Linked DNA regions of Homo sapiens: region 2 is linked to region 1. Evidence: chromatin loops called from intact Hi-C (ENCODE). Cell type or tissue: PC-3. All regions are shown on one strand. Each heading gives the region's core, and the rest is flanking DNA. Links, peaks and the distances in the headings are about the cores only.

The links. Hi-C counts contacts between places; a loop is a spot of excess contacts. Peaks named below come from ENCODE experiments on the same cell type or tissue, not always from the same donor. Only the 100,000 strongest peaks of a DNase experiment are listed, where the experiment ranks them.
Region 2: it touches region 1 in a loop (2.1-fold over the local background); 1 of 110 quality-filtered maps calls a loop at or near these places.

The regions. Positions count from the first base shown.
Region 1 is chr3:106,381,643-106,390,412 of GRCh38, reverse strand. LOC101929485 (a long non-coding RNA gene) reads left to right here. Exons shown (of 16, transcript XR_007095992.1): 13 at 4,527-4,763; 14 at 5,690-5,802. Among named protein-coding and RNA genes, the nearest start is that of CBLB, 520 kb to the right of the region's middle. In PC-3, for the core only: no CTCF peak of the experiment used is centred there; no DNase peak of the experiment used is centred there.
Region 2 is chr3:106,575,375-106,584,144 of GRCh38, reverse strand. All of the region lies in intron 2 of LOC101929485 (a long non-coding RNA gene), which reads left to right. Among named protein-coding and RNA genes, the nearest start is that of LINC00882, 660 kb to the left of the region's middle. In PC-3, for the core only: no CTCF peak of the experiment used is centred there; a DNase peak (open chromatin) is centred at 5,044; H3K27ac peaks cover 357 bases.

The sequences.
Region 1 (8,770 bases), core at 439-8,438:
TACCTGTAGTCCCAGCTACTCAGAAGGCTGAGGCAGGAGAATCACTTGAACCCGGGAGATGGAGGTTGCAGTGAGCCAAGATCGTGCCACTGCACTCCAGCCTGGGCAACAGAGTGAGACTCCATCTCAAAAAAAAAAAAAAAAAAAGGAAAAAAGAAAACAAACAAAAAACTTTATTTATTTGTTTACCTAACTTATCCATAGCTCCTTTAGATGGCTGTTAACGTTGCACTTTTTCAATTTTTAGTTTTAGAACTGCCATTCTACCTAATATTTATCCCCAATTTTCCCATAACCCTGGCCACTCTGGACATTCCATTATGCCTCAGTTTCCGGAGAGATGTGTCTCCAGGTGACCTGAATATGTTCCTTTTCTCTTCTGCTGATTACTGACAACTGACAACCTTCCCCAGAAAAAACTCGGTGTCTGTCTTCCTCTTTTCATTTCCTTTCAAATTCCACCTGGCATCAAATTCACATCTAATCACTTTTAGCTCAGTGTCTTCTTTCGACACTCTAATTAATTCTCTTCTTGACCCAGAGTTAACATTGTTCAAAGAATGTCTCCAAGTGGTTAGGCTATAGTGTCAAATTCTGATATAAAAAGAAATGTATTTATAGAATAATTTTTATTCTAAGACTTTGTCATTTCTACTGGATTTCTGAAGCAAACAACTAGAGAATGATTTTTTGACTACAGCCCCAGTTATACTGATGAACTACTAATTATTTGAGTGATTTTGGACATGTTCTCTCTCTTTCATTATAAAATGAAAGTAGTAAATCAACTAATCTATAAGTTCTCTTGAAGTCCCAAAAGTCAAGGTATTAGGGTAATTAACACTAAGTATCATAGCAAATAACCTCAAGATTTTAATAGCTTTACACAATAAAAGTTTATTTCTTGCTCACATCCCAGCACAGTCCCAGTCAGGTAGCTTTCCTGGTTGAAGCTATTCTAAGCAAAAACCCGGGAATCCAGGATCCAGGATTATTTACCTGATTTGTTGGTAAAGTTAGTTCATGTTTCTTCTGCCTGAATGTGTAATATTTCATAGCTCGTTATCATCTCTACCAGTCAGTGAGAGGCGATATTTTCAGTGGTTTTAATTAAGACATTAAGACAATAACATAGCAATTATTGCCTGAAATAAGATTTGGGTCTTATATCTGTACAGACGAAAATTTTCAATGCATAACCAGTAAGCATTGTTAAAAGCACCTAATAGTGAACCATTGCAAGTTCATATTTCCAAGATAATTATTTCTAAAAGCCAAAACTCTCCATATTAAATTGTATGAGGTTCATCCAATAACTCAACGCTCTGTGCTGTTTCCTCATTTATTAAATATTCAGGTTATTTCTTTGGTCTCTTTATCTAAAATTGTTGCTTTATATTATTTAGGAAGGGATCCTCATATTTTATAAGTATCTCCCTAATTATAGCCAAAGATGTTTTCCTCCTAAAAATAAATATATACCTGTATAACAGGTTGAACAGTGTCCTCCCAAAACTTATGTCCATCCAGAATCTCAGAATGTGACCTTATTTGGTAATAGGGTCTTTACAGATGTAATTAAATCAAGATGAGGTCATATTAGATTAGGATGGAACTTAAATCCAGTGAATGGTATTCTTATATGAGGAGAGGACACACAGAAAAACAGAGAGGAGTCCATGTGAAGATGAACGCAGAGATTGGAGTGAAGCAGCTGCAAGCTAATGAACCCCAGTAATTGTCAGGAGCCACCAAAAGCTAAGAATAGGGAGGGAAAATTTTTCTCTGGGTATTCAGAGAGACCATGGCACTGCCGACACCTTGACTTCAGATTTCTAGTCTCCAGAACAATGAGAGAATAAATTTCTGTGTAAGTCACCAGTTTGTGGCACTTTTTATGGAAGTCTTAGAAAATGAATACAATCACTTTTAATTATGTTTTAACTGTTATAATTACTTTTTCAACTTGACCATCCTCACTAGAACTGTAAGTTCTCCAAGTAACACCTTGTTCTGTAATGTATCCTTGGTACATGACCCAGAATCTGGCAAACAGGAGACAATTACTGCTCATTGAATTAAACAAATGAATAAATAATTCATACTATTCTGGTCCCATTATGCTGTGGATAACTAAAGTTTTTCAATAAAACAAGGAAAAGTCCTATTAAGATCCTCAATCAGCAGTTGTCAGATATCATCCTTACTAAGTTTTGCAGTCTTCTTTATACATAAGATAGGAATAAGAGTTTTTTGACCATCATAGTTTTTTAAAATACAGATGCTTGTATCACTCTTTTAGTGTACTCCTCTCTTGCTATGTCTGCAGCGGGTTAAGTGCATGTGGAAATTCTACAGGAGACTATGAAAAGGCATCTTGGAAGTGAGATTTCAGGAACAACATGGACAGTGGCAGCAAGAAGCAACCCATGCCCATGTTTATTCTGAGTTTTTCAAAGTCTTGCTTTGTCTCTGATGGCGAAACTTAGTCCATCGCACCATTTGTTTCAACCCAGTACAAACTGCCATGTAATTCTGAAGAAGAAATTAGCCAGTCTGAAGGTTCTATAACTGCATCATTACTACTGCAGCTACAGAAAACACTCTTAAATAAAGTCCTGCTGCTATATAGTATGAGACTAGTAAAGAGTGAGGTTCATGTCCAGGCTGACGTGCAGGTGCGATCTCGGCTCACTGCTACCTCTGCCTCTTGAGTTCAAACAATTCTCGTGCCTCAGCCTCCCGAGTAGCTGGAATTACAGGCAAGTGCCACCATGCCCAGCTAATTTTTTTGTATTTTAAGTACAGACAGGGTTTTGCCATGTTGCCCAGGCTAGTCTCGAGCTCCTCAGCTCAGGCAATCTGCCTGCCTTGGGCTCCCAAAATGCTAGGATTGCAAGCATGTAGCCTCCTCAAGTAAGAGACCTTTATCAGACAGGTAGTTAAGAAAGTAGCAATTCCAAGCATAAATTAGTAGTCTACATCACACTTTCTTGTATGTAGCAAAGATTTGTAGAAACAATTATAATTAATTATAATTTACCACATTGTGTTTTTTGTATTGCTATTATACAAAATCTTGAATAATACTTGAATGCAATTTTCAGTCTTCTCTCAAGATTTCTCAAAAGGCCAATTAACTGTCAGCATTCTGTGACCTTGAGAGCTAAGAGTTTATCTCATCTCAGAATGTGAAATATATTTTCTACGTGTTACTAATGCTGTGCAGTGATCTTGGTTGTGCCTCTTCTTTCATTACATGAAAATTTACAATCACATTAGGAAGGGTAAATTGAAGTCACATCATAATCATCAACAAATGAAGAATATGATAGAATTAGTCTCACAAGAGGTGAAAAACTTAACTTTCAAAAATTTAATGTATGCTGATCAAGGCAGTTTTTCTAATTCTAATAACCAAAGACATAGAAAGAAACTCCTCCTCCCATAAAGGAAGACTGTGCCTGTTTTATAAAACATGGAGTTGAACTCAGGGCAACTACAGTATCCAAAGATACTTGTTAACTTTAAAAAGGCACTGAAAATAAATCCACTTTAAGTTATGACCAAAATTATATAGTAAATAGTTAAAAGGAGGATGGGGCAGTGCCTAAATGAAACATTATTGTACAAATAAATTAAAAACTATGAGGTTCAATTTTATTTCATAAACTATACCATAAAATTTTGCTTGTAACATAAAATGTGTAGTATTTCTTAGAGTGGAAACTGTACTGTAAGATATTGATTTTTCCCTTCCTGAAAAAGGAAATGTTGGGGGGAGGGGGTTAGTTTTTCTTAATTCCTTGCTATTCATGCTACAAGATTCATACAGTACATTTATATTATTATTATTTTTTTAAATTCCTGTTTTATTAAGATTGTTACTGAGACACCAGGGGTTTTGCTCACCACACAGAAAGCCAATCACTGAGACAATGAGTATTTCCGGGGAAGGAGGCTTTATGTGGATGCTACAGTCAAGGAGAATGGAAGATTAATCTCAAATCCATCTCTTCAAGTGACTAAACTTAAGGGTTTATAGAGCATGGAAGAAATGTAATTACATGTGGAAAAACAGAAATTAGGGAAGTGTACAAAAGAGGAGTTAGTCAATGGGTAGCAGGTGGTCTGTTAGGCAATCACGATGAATGGGGGGTCTTGCGTCTTATTGGCCAGATGCAGTGATCTGGTAAGTTTCAGTTCCTTGATACTGTCAGGAAACCTGACGGTTGGTTTCCTGAGAAAGGAACTTAGATAAGACACATGTAATTTTTTCAAGCTCTAAGACAAGGAAGGTAAATTTCTAGTTCCATTCAAGGAAAATCATAAATATAAGTTCTATGGGGAAATCAGGCCAATTTCAAGGTGAACTGTCAAATAAAAATTGTATATAATTAAAGTGTACAACATGGTGAATGCACAGCCAGTGAAGGAAAAGCAATAATATGTGATGGTTAATTTCAGGTGTCCACAGTGCCCAGATGTGTGGTCAAACATTATCCTGGATGTTTCTGTGTTTTTAGGTGAGATTAATATTTACTCAGTGAACTTTGAGTAAAGCATTGGGTGCTTCATTATGTGGAGGAGTCTCATCCAATCAGTTGAAGGTGACTGAATGGAACTATAGATCGACCTCACATAAATGAGAGGGAATTCTGCAACAGATCATCTTTGCCTTTGAACTGCAGCATGGACTCCCCTCTGGGTCTCCTGCCTGCCAGCCCACCCTGCAGAGTGCATTTGCCAGCCTCCACAATCAGGTGAGCCAATTCTTTAAAACAAATCTATTTCTATAGACACACATTCTATTGGTTCTGTTTATTTGCAGAACTCTGATTACTGCACAGTATAGATAAATAATTGAATAACTTAGGTAAAATATTATAGGTGCTATCATAGGAGTTTATTCAACAAACTGCTGAATATACTACATAAACAGAAAGAGAAAGAAAAGTCTTATGTTCCAGTCAATAGATAACAAAAAAAATGACTAAATTCAATAATTCAGAATAAAAATTCTGAGCAACTAAGAATAGAAGAAAATGGTATCCACAAAAAAACCTACTGTTAAGACCACATTTAATGGTGAAATATTGAACTCATTAACACTGAGAATATTTTCTCTGACAACTCATTGTCCATATTGCTGTAGAGGTTCAATCCAATGCAATGAGGCAGAAAAATATATATAAGCCATAAATGTAGGAAAGTGTCAAAATTATATATCTCTCAGAGAACATGATGATCTACATATATAAAAGAATCTACCAAGAAACTACATAAGTAATGAGTAGTATTTAAACATCACAGAATAAAATATCAAAATATAAAAATCAATAGTATTATTATAAGCTATTAATAAACTACAGATTTTTAAAAATGCATGTATTATATTATAGCATCAAACAACATTCCTAGAAGTAAATTTAACTAATTATGTATAAGACCTTTATACGGAAAATTACAAAACCTTTCTGAGCCAATTTTAGATAACCAAAATAAATGGAGAGAGGTATCATGTTCATAGAGAAGTAGCAAGTCTGAAGAATCAATATTATTATGATGTTAGTTTTTCCTTGATTTATTGAGGATAATGTGGGTAATGTAACTGGCTCAAAGTCACTTAGCTATAAGTGGTAAAAACTTTGTTCAATCCCAAAATTCTTCCTTTTTCCCTTTACACAAGGTAATTTATCCTGTGCATTAACAAGAGGAAGTCTAGAGCCATGGAAACCAAGTCAGGAAACTTCTCTCTTATTATTAGGTCCACTGCAAATCTAGTTGAGACTGCAAATCGAGGTAAATTAATCCCTTGTGTTTTCGTTAAGAGGAAAAAACTCTCAGCAAAAGTGAATCGAGATTGCATCTTCCTTGAGAAATGGAGAATAAATCCATATAGATAAATTATTTCGAGGAATCACCGGAAGGCAGCTTCCTCTTTTGTTCATTTTAGTACTGCAGTTGGCAAACTTCAGTGTGCATCAGCATCACCTGGAGGGCTGTGGTTAAACACCCATTGTTGGGCCCACCCTCAGAGTTCCTGATTCCAGAAATCTGGGTTAGGGGCCTGAGGCTTTGCATATCTAACAATTTGCCTGGTAATGATAAAGTTGCTGGTTCTACCACCACTCTTTGACACTGTCTTAAAATCGATAGAGCGAGAGCTCTTTAATTGTTCAAATGTAAATGCAGTAAGGCTTGGCTGATCTAATATTAATCTTTAACTAAAACCTCTATTCACTTTGCTTAGTATGTCAGGTTTTATTCATTAATCAAAAAGTCCTACTGCAAACCAAATAGAATAGAGCTTGAGTTACATCACAGCAGAGTTTAAGTTATCCATCTGGTGGTTTACTAGCCTCAAGGCTAGCACATACAACATTTATGTATTTTGGTCTTTCAGATTATATAATCATTAATTCAGTGGATGTGTGTTTTTCTTTTTATTATCTTAATTTAATTAATTAACTAATTTGTTTTTTACAGATAGGGTTTTTGTCACTCAGGCTAGAGCGCAGTGGTGGGATCATGGCTCACTGTAGCCTTAACCTCCTGGGTTCCAGCCATACTCTTCTCTTACCCTCCTGAGTAGCTAGGTGACAGGCACTCGCTACCATGCCTGGCTATTTTTCCGAGAAGGGGTTGTGCTATGTGGCCCAGGTTGGTCTCAAACTCCTGGCCTCAAGCAACTTTCCTGTGTCAGCCTTCCAAAGTGCTGAGATTATCGATGTGAGCCACCACACCCGGCCTTTTTCTTATCTTTAAGACAGCATTTTATATAAGATGCCACATTGTTGCATCATATCTGATCAAATTTAAGGAATAGAAGACAGAAACTTTATACAGATAATGTTGGTGTTTGTTTATTTTAGTATGTGATGAAGCTCACTTTAAGAGCTTACCCTGAGTAGCTGGGCGTGGTGGCTCACGCCTGTAATCTCAGCACTTTAGGAAGCCGAGGTGGGCGGATCACGAGGTCAGGAGATTGAGACCATCCTGGCTAACACGGTGAAACCCCGTCACTACTAAAAACACAAAAAATTAGCCAGGTGTGGTGGCACATGCCTGTAGTCCTGGCTACTCGGGGAGGCTGAGGCAGGAGAATGGCTTGAACACAGGAGGCAGAGCTTGCAGTGAGCCGAAATGGCACCACTGCACTCCAGCCTGGGCAACAGAGCAAAACTCTGTCAAAAAACAAACAAACAAAAACAAAACAAAACAAAAAAAAAACACCTTACCCTGAGTTGCTAATTTAGAGAAAGTGCTGTGAGCCGGGAAAGCATTCATAGAAGAGAGTAAATGTTTTAAACCATTGGACATATCATAAGACAGTTACCAGTAAATGTCTTTTAATATGTCATTACTTTTATGGCATTTTGCTTACTTCATAATTCGGCACTCACCATATTGCACTTCACCACTTCATCTCTCCCTACAAGCAACCACAAATTGTTCTCAGAAAATGCTGAATGGAAAAAATAAATGAGTTCAGATAATTAATTGCAATAATAATGAGAGCAGTGACAGTGTATGTGTTTACTACAGGCCAGGTGCTTTGTTCAATGTACCTCATAAGCAGTATCCCATTTATTTCACAAAACTCCTATAAAGCAGAGTTTCTCAACATCAGCACTATTGATACTTTAGGCTGAATAATTCTTTGTTGTGGGAACTGTCCTATGCATTGTAGGATGTCTAGCAGGATCCCTAACTTCTAGCCCCTAGGTGTGAGTAGCCTCCTCCTGGTAGTAACAACCACCATTGGTCCTGGTTCAGAACCACTAATATAAAGTGTATAGTACTTCATAGATGTGGTATTGGAAATTTACTTTGTCCAAGCTTTTACAACTCATTATATCAGAGCAAGGATTCAAATGCAGGCCCTCAAATTTGTTCCTTCTTGGTATGTTTACTAATAATGGGAGCCATGAATTTCTGTAGCCCAGAATAGGACAAACAGAGACAAATAGACAAATCATTTGAGAAAATATAGGTTTGGATCTTGTTTTTTGTTTTTTTGTTTTTGTTTTTGTTTTTTTTTTTAAAGCTATGGACCAAATTCTAGTTCCTACTTAGAGCAACTTTGGGTGCAAAATTAAGCTGTGATTAATTCCTTATAAGTCAGTCTTTTAAAATGAGTTTTGCCATATTTAAGCTTTAAATTGTAGGGTCTATGTTTTGTCTCAGTTTTTATTACACAAATCATAGGTCCTTGAGTATAACTTAGCATCTGTTCTATTGTTGTGCAAATGGAAACTTTTGGCTGTGACTCAAAACAGCTACTGTACAAAGCAGGATTCTAATTGGCATGGCTGTCTGGGTACAATGTGTCTGGTCACCAACTAACTTGCACTAGATTTATGTTATGGATTTTTATTTGCTTTGTTGCTCTAAGTAGGAACTAGAATTTGGTCCATAGCTTTAAAAAAAACAAAAACACAAAAATAAAATCTGAGGTCCAAACCTATATTTTCTCAAATGATTTGTACAACAAATAATACATGCATAAACTTCAAGTGAAATTGGGATGTATTGTGTATTTTAGGTCACCCATATGCCTATAGATAGATGATTAGATAAATAGATAGACAGACAGATAGAAATCTGCTGTGTAAATCGTGGAGCCTGCAGCACTTCTAAGAGTCAATCAGAAGCTCATGTTCTGGTTCTGAATGACAAGAGTTGGTGATTGCATCAGCTCCTTTGGGAAAAAGGACGATTTACTAATAAGGCAGTTGATAGTAGACAGACATGGGTTATATAGAGT
Region 2 (8,770 bases), core at 360-8,359, 190 kb before region 1:
AAGGTTGTTTTAGGAAGAAAAGCTATTTTCAAGAACAGGTAGATAAACAAGTTAAAAAGGAGAATGAGAAATGTTTAAGGAGTAATATTAGGCTCTAATTACTTGGGAATTTAAATTACAAATCACATAGTAGGTGACACTGAACCCAACTGATCACCAGAAGTGTTGAAAACGTGGCTGTCAGTCAGAAAGCCACAAATACGGAGGCTCTGTTTTTGTAGATCCGGCTGACAGCTCTAGGCTTGGCAGCCTTGGGAGACTCATTTGTTGTTCTTGTCATGAAGTGATTATAACAAACACACGTTCTCAGGCAGATAGAGAATAACTATCTGTTGTGGGTAGGTATAGTGTCCGTTGTGGCTTTTTTCTAAAAATTGCTGTTGCGTTGGTTTGGATTTACCCAAAATTACGTGTTGTGAAAAAAAGGCTACAATTCTACTTTAACCAGTTATCTATCTAGTAGTTTAATATGTACGTTTCTGCTAAGGGGAAAAGAGAATAAATTAAAATATAGAGTGGAAATTATGAAATGAGTAAGGAAGAAAATTAGGTGAAATTCTAGATTCACTTTAGCATGGATGTCTTGTCCACAGTAATAATTGAACTTTGAACACTGCTAGATTTGGGAGGATTTATAAGAGATTGCTTAGTGCTATTTGTTTTAGTAATGCATTCCTTGATGTACACGTGCATTTACCATCCTTGTTGATTGACGCGCCTGATGGCTTTCATTCCACTGTGAGCTTCTTCAGGGAGGGGATAAAGGTCTTTAGCTGTTCCATCAGCATGACCTACACCATGGTTGGTATTTCTTCTTTTTTTAAAAAAGAAATGTGAAGAAAAGACAAGTTCCTAAAGGTAATGAATTTCCTCTGTGATTTCTACAGTCAAAGAGGCCAACATGGTCACGTTTGAGAAAAAAATCATTAACCATGCTTCGGATGTGTTAGGAAACCATGCGCTTGAAAAGAGGATGAGTGTGTTACCTTCTTAGCAGTAGGAATTAGAGCTTCCAAGTATACCTCTGATCACTGTGAAACAGTCCTTCAAAATTCCCTCAATTTTGGATTGGTAATATTTGCTAAAAGCAACCATGATCTTAATACATATAATCAATATGTTTTTAAATTAGAGATTCTATGCTATTTGTATTTTATGATTAGAAAGCAATGACCCTGTAATGCTATTAGATTCTCTCTTCTGATACAATATCTTGTGACCAATAATGTAGCTTAACTCTCTTTGCTTCTTTCTCTTGTAAGGACAAAGGTAATAACAACCATGGGTTCAAAAAATATATTATAAACAATTAAACATAAATAGAATAAAAATAATGAAACAGGCTACAGTGCTAGGCTTGAAGTTTTTCTTGCTGAATGTCCTTTAGCAATTTATATCATTTATGTTAACCTTACCAGCTTCATGTATAAAATGGGGATCTTACAAAATTATATTCTCATTATTCAAAAGATTGTTGTGGGATTCAAACAGTACAATATTTTTAAGCATGCAATAAACTGGAAATCATGAAATACATATTAGTTTAAAATGGTTTCTTGAATTACAGTAGTTCCTTTTGTAAGAGAGAGACTTTTTACAATGAATACATATTATATATGACGTCTAATTCCAGTAATACATGAAAACAATTGTGGGAAAGTTAAGGAGTTGTATTAACTCTTTCAGAACCAAAGTTTATTCACTCTAAGTGCCTAAGTTACTCCCGAGAATGATTCATGTAGAGGAATAATTCAAACTAACTGATCTTGGTGTCTATCCATAAAATGTAGCATGCTGGAAAATCCCATCTTTATCTTACTATGTGATTCAGAGTAAGAAAATTCTTAACTCAGGCATGGTTTGAATTACATAGAATATTGAAATGTAGTTTCTGAGGGCTTTAAAAATATGTACGTTAGTTTATAAAATGCCTTTGAAATACAGACTATTATATTTATTCAAAAGTCCAAGAATGGGACAGGAAAAAGCAAATGTGTTGAAGATGCTTCTGAGTGAGAGAGATATGTTAAAATGATGACAAGGGACTTTAAGCTGTACTGGAAAGAAAATGAAAATAATAAATAATAATAATGGCAAACACTACTATTACTAGCTCTTTAAAGCCTCATGTACAGGAGTGATAGTAGTCCTTTTCCAAATATATTGTAAGGTTTCCTTCATATTTTGTTGATCTGCATTTTGTGTCATTTTTTCTATAGATACGTTTTAAGTTTGTATTTACCTATATGTATGCATCTTTTTCTTTATGGTTCCTGGCCTTCATGTCATATGTAAAATGGCTTTTCCTATTCCAACACTGTTTAAAAAATTCACTAGTATGACTTTAAAGTACTTTGACACCTTACTTTGTAATTATGTACATTTCTGGTGCATCTGGAAATTGTATTAGCATAAGAAAAGAAGAAAAAGTATGTCCTATATACATATTCCCATACAACTAGTTACTTGACCCAATAGCATTTACTATTATAAATAATCCAGCTCCTCTGCCACCAATTTAAATGGTTGCTTTTGTCATAAAGTACATTCCCATATATATTTATATATTTCTTTCTAGACTCACTGCAATTTCCATTGATCTTCCAAGTCTTATTTCAGAACTAAATTGTTTGAATCATTATAACCATATGATGATATCCTCCATGACATGCAATCTCCACTTGACTTCTATAACATCAAAGACTCCTGATTCCTTCTCTGTTCTGGTTTCTGCTTTGCTGTTCCTGGTGTAAGTTCACTTACTCTGCCCGCCCCTGAAATCTGGGTGCTTCTCCAAATTCAGTCAATCGTTTTCTTTTCAGTCCCAATATTCTCAAGGTACACTCTTATCTAGTCTCAAAGCTTCAACACTGTCAAATATTACTGACAAGTCCAAAATGCTAATCTCTGGCTCAAAATTCTTTATTATGGGTTAGCCACATTCCCTAAGTGTCTACCCATATAGATGCCTGGAAGTCACTTCAAATTCAAAATGTCAAATATTCATTATCTCTGTTGTCTCATTCACCCTAAACTTTCTCTTCTTCCTGTGTCTTCTATGCCTTCTCACGACTTATCAAGAAGTAGGCCAGGCCAGTGTTGGCTCATGCCTATAATCCCAGCACTTTGGGAGGCCGAGGTGGGCAGATCACGAGGTCAGGAGTTCGAGACCAGCCTGGCCAACATGATGAAACCCCATCTCTACCAAAAATACAAAACTTAGCTGGATGTGGTGGTGGGCTCCTGTAATCCCAGCTACTCGGGAGGCCAAGGCAGGAGAATCGCTTGAACCCAGGAGATGGAGGTTGCAGTGGGCCAGGATTGTGCCACTGCACTCCAGCCTGGGCCACAGAGTGAGACTCTGTCTCAAGAAAGAAAACATAAAAAATAATAAATAAATAAATAAATAAATAAATAGAAATAGGCCAGGCCAGAAATCTGGGATTAACCCTCATCATTCTCTTGCCCTCACTGTGTTTTTAGTTAGTTAATAAGTTTGTTATGCCAATGTCAACTCTCCTATTGATGCCACATTTAAGGATGCCATCATCTTTCCCACAGGCCATGTCAGCTGCCTTCCTCTTTTTCAATAACTCCCCACATTATCCAACAGATCTCCCTGAAATGCAAATCTGATCATTTAATTTCATCTACATGAACTTTTTCCCGTCTCACAGTATTAAGATAATCCAACTTTAATATAGCATTTAGAAGCCCCTGCATGGCCTGGCCCTTGCATACCTCATCTCTTGCCACTGCTCCCCCTTCTACTAATATTCTGGAAATGCTGAGCTTCTTTATGTTCCTCAAATATGTCCTGTCTCTGCTGCCCACAAGTCTTTGTCTAAGCTTCTCCATCTGCTTGGAACACTTTTGCTTCTTTCTCCCTGGCCAACTGCTGCTCATCAATCTGACATCAGCTGAGGCTTGATTTCCTCCCAAAAATATTTCTCAAATTTTCCTATGGGGTCTTGGTACCAGTGTATGTTCTCCCATAACAACCTGTGCCGCTCCGTTTTAACACTGTTTTGGAAATGCCAGCCTGTGTCTTTCATATAAGGAATTAAATTGCAAAACATATCAAAACAATACATGTTGCCTGATATATTCACCACTGTATTCCTAGTACCCAGGAGAATGCCTGGGCATTCACAGTGTTCTCTGAATATTTATAGAAGAAAGGGACAAAAGAGTGAGAGAGGAATGTAATACATTATTTACATGATGTCTTTCTTTTTCTTTCACCCACATAATACACAAATGGGCAGTCATATACACATTCATAAAATTATCATATACAAATTTTGTACACAAAATATTGAAAGCAAATACTGTAAAATGTGAGTGACTTTTGTGGATATTGAGATTGTAGGCAGTTTTTATTTTTTTCTTTTAGTGTCTCTATACCATGTAAGACAAAAAAAATCAGAAAATCTATAACCAGAAAAGTTATTCAAATTAGACTCATAATACTCTTAATTGCAACTCTTAAAATACATTTTAGAATATAAATATTTTGGTTTTTGTGTTGTATTTATCTTCTAGGGTTTCTCTAATGTAGTACCACAAACTCGTGGCCTAATACAACAGAAATTTATTCTTTTACAGTTCTGGAGTCTACTCCAAAAGCAAGGCATCAGCAGACCTGCACTTCCCCTGAGACTCTGCATGGAATCCTGCCTTGCCCCTTACTGGCTTCTGATGGTGGCCATTGATCTTCGGCATTCCTTTGCTTTTGCAGCTGCAGCACTTCCTCTCTACCTCAGTTGTCACATGGTATTCTTCCTGTGAGTCTCTTTTTTCTTTTCTTATAAGGATATCAGTCCTATTGCATTAAGGATTATCCTACTCCAGAATGACCTTTTCTTAATTTAACTAATTACCTCTGAAAGGATCCAAGTTCCAAATAAGGTCACATTCTCAGGTAATAGAGGTTAGGACTTCAATATGTCTTTTGGTAGGAGACACAATTCAACTCATAGCCTATGTAAAAAGCACGCCTTTTTGTCTAACTCTTATATATGAAATGACAAATAATGAGCTCATCCAGACTGTACTTTTAAATGTCTCACAAAACAAACTGACCTATGACACAAATGTAATTATCCACCAATCTTTAAGATGTGAAGTAATATAGTCTTCCCATTGCTTTTTTTTTAATATTTTGCTACTGAGGAAATTATTTTTTTTGTTTTTCTATTTATTATATTTGTGTGAGTTAGGGATTGAGTTTGGCTGCAAGGAGGTGATTTGACTACAACAGCATTAGCATAAAAGGATATATGTTTCTTACATTATAAGCAAACATAGCATAGGCAATTACTAGTACTGGTTCAGCATCTCAAGCATGTCAGGGCTAAGGATTTGTGATTTTGGGGGCCTTTGACTCAGCATCTTATAATATATGCTCCACAGCCATAATTTTATTCTAAGCAGTTAAAAAAAGAAAGGCATTAAAAAAAAAAAAGTCAGTGGATCATGCCCCCTTTTTAAAAGTGTTTTCCTCAAGCCTCATTCCCAAGATAACCCATTAAGATAACCCAGAAAGGACCTGGGAGAGAAGACATACCATATCTCTTTCCTTCCCCCATCCAACCCATCAAGCACAGAATATTTTTTTTTAATTTCAATAGTTTTGGGGGTACAGGTGGTTTTAGATTACATGGATGAGTTGTTTAGTGGTGAATTCTGAGATTTTCGTGCACTGTCACTTGAGCAGTGTACTCTGGTAGTATTTTATCCCTTACCCACTTCTCATCCCCCAACCTCACGTTGCCAAAGTTCATTATATCACTGTGTATATGTCTGCATCCTCATAGCTTACCTCGCACTTCTAAGTTAGAACATATGGTATTTGGTTTTCCATTTCTGAGTTACTTCACTTAGAATATTGGTCACTAACTCCATCCAAATTGCTGCAAAAGACATGATTTTGCTCCTTTTATGTCTGAGTAGTATTCCACGGTGTGCATGTATGTGTGTGTGTGTACTTACATTTCTTCCCTGCTGTATAAACCTCTAATTTTAGTCAGTTGAGGAGATGGATTTAAGAATGATGTCTCATTTCCTTGGCTGAAGGAAACACACATACACACTACACATACACACACGTATGTATATATGTATAATTTTCTTTACCCATTTGATTGATGGGCATTTGGGCTGGTTCAATATTTTTGCAATTGTGAATTGTGCTGCTATAAACATGCATGTGCAAGGGTATTTTTCATATAATGACTTCTTTTCCTCTAGGAAGATACCCGGTAGTGGGATTGCTGGATCAAATAGTAGATCTACTTTTAGTTCTTTTAGGAATCTCCATACTGTTTTTTATCCTGGTTGTACTAGTTTACATTCCCACCAGCAGTGTAAAAGTGTTCCCTTTTCACCACATGCATGCCAACATCTATTTTTTTTTTATTTTTTAGTTATGGCCATCCTTGTAGGAGTAAGGTATCTCATGGTGGTTTTAGTTTTAAGCACAGAAATTTATGAACATTCACTTAATCTCAGTGGTGAAGGACTGTGTGATTGTTTGAGGGACATAATCATCTAATTAGGTCAAGTTAATTTTTCCAAATATAAATTAAATATACATCAGTAGCGTTGGCTATTGAAACAAAAACTTTAAGTGTAGCCTGCACAAATGGTTCTCAAACACTGATCTACTGTCTGACTCTAGGTTCTAACAATGTTTTTACAGTCATAGAAAAATAAGAATAATTAGAACCATCTGGAAAGTTTGTCACTAGGTTAAATTGATTGAACTTACAAAGCTGTCTCATTTTCAGACTGGGTCTTTTTTACCTTTTGGGGGTTATTAAAATATCATTTCTTATATAAAATGTTGGTAATAATGAATGACAACCCTTTTGTTTTACTGTGTGTGAATGTTCTTGCTCAGAAAGAAAAGAAAAAAATTCTGTTTAATCTTTCAAAAATGTTGTTTCATGAAATCCAGCAATATGAGAACCATAAACAATATTTCACCTTGGTATGTTTTTGGTACATATTTGGTATAAATGACTGTACGTATTTGTGTTTCGGTACTAATATTGTTACCTGAATGCCAGGAGCTTTGTCTAGGTCCTGCTGCTTGCAGCACAGGAAGTCAATCACTGAGCCAGGGAGGAGAGCTTTATACAGGTGTTGCAGACAAGGAAATGAGGTGTGATTCTTAAATCCATCTCTTCAACTGACTAAAACTAGAGATTTATACAGCAGGGAAGAAATGTAAGTACCTGTGGGAAAAGAGGCATTAGGGAGGGATAAGGAAGAGGAGTTGGTAAACAGGAATCACGATAGGTCTGGAATCTCATTGTCCTGATGTAGTGATCTGGTGAATTTCAGTTTCTTGATACTATCTAGGGGGCCTGAGGGTTGGTTTCCTGAGGAAAGAACTCAGGTAAGACAAATATAAATTTCAAGCTTTCAGACCAGTGGGGTTAATTTCTGTGTTTATCCAAAAAACCCAAAAACCCAACCCCCAACAAAAACAAAACAAAACAAAAAACAAAAACAGTAAACATCAGTTATATGGGACAGTTGGACCAGTTTCAATATTACCTTGTCTTTAGACCAAAAAAAAGTTTAAATACATAAAATTGGCTTTTTAAAATTCGCTTTTTATCCTGGCATCAGCTTGGATGCTTTCTAAATAGGATGACATTTAGAAAACGGGGATATGGTGAAGACTAAAATACAGAGGACAGACTGCAGATGCTCCTATACTTATGATGGGGCTATAGCCTGATAAACTTATCATAAGTTAAACATATCATAAGTTAAAAGTGTGTTTACTACCCTGATAAAGCCATCACGAAGTTGAAAAATCTTAAGTGGGACCATCATTAAGTCCAGATGTCTCTTGATTTACCATGGGGTTATGTCCAATATATCGAACATAAATTTGAAAAAATAAGTCAAACCATTACTAATCAAGAACCATCTGGATTTTGGCTAGATACACGACTAAGCACTTTATATATATTGGCATTTTTCCTTATTGGCTCTCATAGAAGTACATACACATGTTACTAACCCACAAATGAAAGATCTGATATTCATAGAGTTTGAGTGACTTGTCAAAGTCTCAAAGAGGGTAAAAGGAAAGTAAGGATTCAAAACAAGCTCAGTCTTCTTCAACAGGCTATGATTTGAATGTATTAGGAGAAAACATGCTACTCCTTTAACTCTATGAGTAAAGCTATGCCTTTATTCAATATAACATGATTTTGTTTTTTGAGCAAAACAATTCCTACGCCCATGTAAGTAATATTTTCCCCTGCAGAGGTGGTCTTCTGCAGAGACCAGTCTGTCCCACAATTTTTTTTTCTAAATGGCTTATGAATAATACAATAAATATATTACTAATATTTAGTGTTGTTATAGTTGACTTTTTAAGTGAAATATAAAATTATATTAGCTTTACTAAATTTTTTAGGACATGACCCAAAATTTAGATCCTCCAGAGCTCAAGCAGTCAAAATAACTGGAAGAACACAGATCTATGATGATGAAAGGGACGGATGCTGGATTTCATTTGGGGAGGAGCAACAGGAACAGTTGAGAAGTTGGCCTACTGGGGTCTTCATGACCACCCAAAGTGAGCAGTTACTACCAGCCCAAGCAGATCATTAACATGTAGGAACATAGGCCTATTTCCCCCAGAACTTTAGATTTTTAAGAGAAGCTTGTTATGTTGAATTTTATATGCAAGCTCCCCATTTTCAAAGGTTGAAAAAGACCTAAAATTTAAACACTTTACAGC